Linked DNA regions of Homo sapiens: region 1 is linked to region 2. Evidence: chromatin contacts called from ENCODE Hi-C or POLR2A ChIA-PET data. All regions are on one chromosome and are shown on one strand. The core of a region is the stretch at or near the end of the contact, and the rest is flanking DNA. Distances in the headings are between cores, read along the strand shown.

Region 1 (2,700 bases), core at 36-2,535, 140 kb after region 2:
ATCATACCCATTTCAGGCACCCATTTTTTTTCTCTTTTTAAAATTTAAAAATTTTTATTTTTTATTTTTTGTAGGGATGGGGTCTCGATTTGTCTGCCCAGGCTGGTATCAAACTCCTGGGCTCCAGCGATCCTCCCGACTCAGCCTCCTGAGTAGCTTGGGATTACAGGCACGTGCCCACACACGTGGCATCATACACCCATTTTACAGGTGAGGAAATTGTGGTTCACCGACAGTAAGTGACTTGCCTAGGATCACACAGGTAAGTAAATGGTGGAGCCAGTAGTTAAAATCAGATGAGTCCCTAAGTCTTCTGTTCTCCCTTACTTGTGTTCTGTTTTTTGAATCCCTAAGAGCTTTGTGCAGTGCCCCTGTCTGCTGGATGAACCAACAAACACTGCTTTAAAACTCTACCAAAAAGTGAATAGAGGTGATTAGGTAACCTCAAGGAAATGGAGGTATATTGCCCCGGTAGGCTCGGGAGAGGAGGAATGATTGGAAAGGTAAAGGAAAGAGGAGGATATTGGGTCTCTTCCTTTTAGATAAGTGAATTCCAAAAGCTCGAGATCACCGGGCTCCTCCATAGTCATGGAGCAAGCCTCTAGCAGAGCTGGAACTGCCAGAGGGCTCTGGAACGCAGTCCAGGCTCAGCCATGCGAGTCTCCCCGCCCCGTGCAGTGACTCTAAGGATACTCAGTGTGTCTTGCTTCCTGGAGTTGTTAGGAAGGCTCATGTGGTAGCCAGTGAGCGCCTACCACACAGAAAATGCTCATCATAACAGACACTGGCTCAATTCACTGCCCCATCCTGGCAATCCCCTCGCCTGCATGCACACACCCATACATGGTCCATGCAGTTAAGCCGGGAGCCACACCCAATGCTGTGGGTTTTCTTATTGTGAATGGACTATGCCAAGGGAAGGCCACTAACAGAACCAGTGTGCCCTTGGGGGAGCAGTCCCAGGAGGCCCTATCTCAAGACTAAGCCAGGGAAGGCAGAGTCTCCCGGTGAGAGGTAGGACTGGGTGGGAGCTCCATTCTGGCTGAGCTTGCAAAGCCGTGGGCCCAAGCACCACCCTGGAGAGTGGGGCAGCAGGCTGTCACTGGGGATATCTGAGATGGGGTGTAGAGAGGAGGCGATGAGGGAAGGGGAGAGAGACACTGAGAGAGAGAGCTGTTTGAGGAGCAGCAGTTGGATCCGGCAGGCTTGACAGCTGTCACATGGAAATGGCATCTGGCCTAACGGCCTCTCGTGTGAGGCTCCTTCAAGTGGCGGCTGCTGTGCTCTGGAAATCCAGGCCCGTGTTCAGCACTGATTGTGAGTGCGTGCGTGCATGTGCTGGGGGAGGGGAGTGGCAGGCAGGCTGCTGAACTGCTGAATGCTCCCTTCTCCCCCTCTCCAGCCTCTCCCCATCAGGCCTCACCTACCATGAAAAAGGCCCAAGCCTGCCAGCTCCAGAGGAGAGAGGCAAATCATTTAGGGGAGCACTGATGTGCCGGAACACTCTCTCACATTCCCATTAAACAAATACTAAACTGCTAATTGCCAAAATGGATCTCCACGACTCTGACCGAACCAGGGAAGGGTTTATAATTACCAAGTGTGAAAATGCACAGCCTGTAAATAGCCACCTCATCTGTCCTAATACGGGCTGATATTGATGGGCATGAAATAAACATCAGGACAAATGGAAAAATCATCCACATCTCCTGTGGCCAATGCAGTCTCGGATGGTGACAAGCGTAGCTGCAGCCATACGCCTGGGGAGGGGAGGGGGAGAGGAGAAAGGAGTTTTGTAGGCTTGGAAAATCTTGGTTCCAATCCCAATTTTAATCCCATGGGCCATCTGCACCTTCTTTCTGTCTGGAAAACAGGGAGGGTAAATAACATGGCTTGATAATGGGATGAAGGGCTTGCCTACATTTCAGAAAGGCCAGGGGCCCCAGTGCAGGGAACTTCTGAGGGCATCAGCTTTCAGGACAGGGCTTCAGACATCTTCCACCCTGCTCTCTTTAAGACTGGCTGATGAAAAAAGAAGACTGAGGGAGAGGGAGAGCTCTGCCAAGGTGACACATTTATTCATTAAACTAATATTTATTAAAGCTCTTTTGTCTGACAAACACGCAGAGTTGGTTGCAGAGCACAGATGAAAAAATGTGTGTTTAGAATGACCTTTGGGCTCTCTGACACCCCTGTACTACGGTGCCTCCCCATCCCCCACCATCTCTTTCTGCCACTCTGATGGGAGGTGGACTCTGGTCTGTTGGGTCCCAGAGCCCCACCACTTTTCTTGGCCACAACAGAGGAGGGGCAAGGGGATAAGCCAGAGGTCACGGAGTAGCTGCAGGTTTCCCAAGCCCCAGGCCCTTTTCTCTCCACCAGCCCTTTGAAGGTACCAGCCTTTGATTCCAATGAACTCAGCCAGATCTTGGAGTGCATGTTGGTAACCGAGGGAGAGAGGAAGTTCCATTTGCCTCAGAATCACAGACTCAGGAGTTAGAAGTGACCCAAAGGTCACCTTTCCACTTCCCGCCCAGTACAGGAATCCCTTCTCCAAGACTCCTTTGAACCCTTCGTGGAGCTTCAAAAGCTTGGAGGAGCATCTCTGCCCCGCCCTCTCGGACAAGCTGCTCAGGCCTGAATTCAGCAGCAGTAGCACTTAGATGCCTGAAATAGCAGCCTCCTCTGATCCCCAGCAAT
Region 2 (2,700 bases), core at 104-2,603:
TTTTTGTATTTTTAGTAGAGATGGGGTTTCACCATGTTGGCCAGGCTGGTCTCAAACTCCTGGCCTCAAGTGATCAGCCGCCTCGGCCTCCCAAAGTGCTGGGATTACAGGCGTGAGTCACCGTGCCCGGCCTGTTCTCTCAGATCTTAAGGCACTGTCACTGTCCCTGTTCCTATCTCCAAGGAAAAGGGATTTCCAGCTTTGGAAACAGCAGCAAAACAGAGCTGTAGAGCTGAAATGGCTCCCAAGGACCCTTTAGTCTGAATTCCTCGTTTAGTAGAGGTGGAAGCAGGCCTGGAACCAAGTCTTCTGATTCCCTACTCTGCCTTCTATGCTCTTATGCTGCCTCTATTTTTTTTTTTAAGCTGTTAATCATCCTCACTGGAGTAATCAACAAGGCAACCTCTCCCCCTAGGAGGGAGAAGGAATAGAAAGCAAGCCTCTCAGCTGCTTTAACTTCGAAGGCCAGGGCATGGGGAGCCACGGGGACAACCCTGAACACAGTGTAAACCTCCAGCAGATCATTTCCAAGCCTGAACGGAATGTGCCCTTTAAGCCAGATGGGAGGGGAGTCACTGGAGTCTTGGGGGCTACCTCCATTGAAGACTTAACGACTATTTTACACACCTGGAGCTGATCAATCAAAAGCCAGAAAACACAGAAGGACACAGCAAAACTGGACTAGGGGTTTCCTCTGACACCGGTCCATAGTGTCTGCTTTGCTGCTGTGTGTCTGTCTTTTCTCTGAAGGATGGTGACGCTGCCGCCACCTTTCCACCTGAGTCAGTGACGGACCCGGACTCCAGGACATCCTGGATCCTATGTCTGTCACACTGAGCCTCTCCTCTTCTCCCCAAGGTCAGAAGCCCACCCTCTCCAGGATATAGTCAGAAATAACTTCCCGAAAGAGGGGCGAGCGGGGCTGGGGTGCCTTTCCCGGCTACACAAGCCTCTGCCACAGGCACGCAGGCATCAAATGTTTACCACAGACCTGGGCAGACCATTTTATTAATATTAATAAGTAACCAGGAACAAAGGGCCCCTTTATTTTTAGCTTTCTCTAATTGTGTAGTAATTACTCATCTACAAAACAAATGAGGCCCTGCTCGCGGTTGCCATGGTACCGGGTGCCCAGCCTCCCTGCAGGATGATTGGCCAAGAAGCCCGCTGCTCCCGCCTTGGCCCCGCCCCTCCACCCCGCCACTGGCTCAGAGCAAAGCCCCAGCAACTGGGCAGCCAATCCCCTCCCAGCCCTAAGGCCGGGCGGGGCTTCCCAGCGACCTTCCAGAAGCGGTCCTCGCAGCCCACAGGAAAAAATGTTGACTCATCCCTACAGAGGACGTCTGTCTTCCCAGAGAAGCCCGCCCGTGCTCCATCGCCTAGTTTCTTCTGGGCATTGGCTAACTTCCCTCAGCCTTGTTTCAGCTAAAGGTTCCCTTCCAATAATTCTCTTCAGGCTGGCTTCCTCTTACACGACCACGCCTCCTCCCGGCCTCCTTTGTCTGACATTGGTCTGAGTGCATTCAGGGACCAGAAACCTGTCAGCCAAAGCCAGGCAGTGTCTGCAACAGCAGGAGCAGGTGCAAAAAATACTTATACCGCCTCCTGAGGCCACTCGTAAATGATTTGGGGTTATCTCCTCCCCCAAGGATAATGGAGAATTTAGTTAAGAGCAGCTGTGGTTTTTTCTTGAGTGTCTGTTTTAAGGTTGCAGAGCCTGGCTCAGCCATCCCAGGGCTGGTACGATGGAGCGTCCGCTGACAGTGGCTTAGAGGACAGAATGACGACAGGCTTAGGCTCAAATCCTGTCTCTGCCACTTCAGATAAGCTACTATCCTTTCCAAACTACAGTTTTTAAATCTTTAAAATGGGAATGAGAATGACAGTGCTCACTTCATAGGGTTATGAGAATTTAATGGGATAAGGCAGGTGGGCTTGACATGGTACTTGGCTCACTCATAATACATGTGAGCTATTATTATTAACATCTATTATCATTATTGTATTCAAATTGACTAGGATGTGTCTCTAGCATTCTATTGACCACTTACAAGATACCTTCCCCTGGAACCCTCTTAGCCTATACCACGGAGTGGCTGCCATCGTGGTGTTCTCATCCCCTGACAGATCTAATTTCAACAGCCCATCACAGCTGTTCAAAGGCATTATTTGTCTGCTTCCTGTTCTGTAGGATCCCAAGCTGGGAAGGGAGACCTTTTTAAAAAAATTAATATTAATAAGCAACCAGGAACAAAGGGCCCCTTCATTTTCTGTGTTTTCTAATTGCATAGTAATTACTTATCCATATGAAGAATGAGGACTAGGCTGACTTTGCCGCCGGGAGGCCTGATGGTTTGTATTGTTGGGGAAAGCAGGTGCCACCCGCAGACACATGCAAAATATCTTCCAAGGACCCATAATCTCACCTTTCATTCAGGAGAGCTCACCCATGAGGAAGAGGACTGAGGACATGGGCAAAGGAGGGGGTGCCCCAGGTAGGGTGAATCAGGTATGGCTTTCTGGCACTTTGAGCCAAATTTTGACAGAGAGGGCAAAGACAAGGACAGAGGGAAATGGAGTGGCAGAAAGAAAGGGGACAGTGGCCACCTCAAGGGCAAAGGAATGGGAAACAATAGCCCCAAGCAGGGAATAAATAACAACTTGTTGGCAGAAGCAAAGGAAAGTTAAGGGAACTAAGGC

What was found. Hi-C counts contacts between places; a loop is a spot of excess contacts on that map. ChIA-PET counts read pairs that join two places held with the same protein, here RNA polymerase II (POLR2A). Pooled maps may share reads with other maps.
Region 1: a map of IMR-90 shows a loop between it and region 2 (8-fold over the local background). The contact joins two enhancer-like sites. A Hi-C loop is called at or near these places in 2 of 168 maps with a recorded cell type or tissue (IMR-90 and Right ventricle myocardium inferior) and 4 of 50 pooled maps. POLR2A ChIA-PET finds 5 or more read pairs at or near these places in 1 of 52 experiments (H1).

What each region holds. Positions count from the first base shown.
Region 1 is chr17:57,517,400-57,520,099 of GRCh38, reverse strand. The region is part of intron 6 of MSI2 (musashi RNA binding protein 2); the gene reads right to left. Among named protein-coding and RNA genes, the nearest start is that of MSI2-AS1, 90 kb to the left of the region's middle. Within about 2 kb of position 1,285, at least 7 of the 41 ENCODE cell types and tissues checked have a DNase peak (open chromatin) inside an H3K27ac peak, as active enhancers do.
Region 2 is chr17:57,661,669-57,664,368 of GRCh38, reverse strand. The region is part of intron 11 of MSI2 (musashi RNA binding protein 2); the gene reads right to left. Among named protein-coding and RNA genes, the nearest start is that of MSI2-AS1, 55 kb to the right of the region's middle. RefSeq lists a silencer at 1,115-1,407. Within about 2 kb of position 1,353, at least 25 of the 41 ENCODE cell types and tissues checked have a DNase peak (open chromatin) inside an H3K27ac peak, as active enhancers do.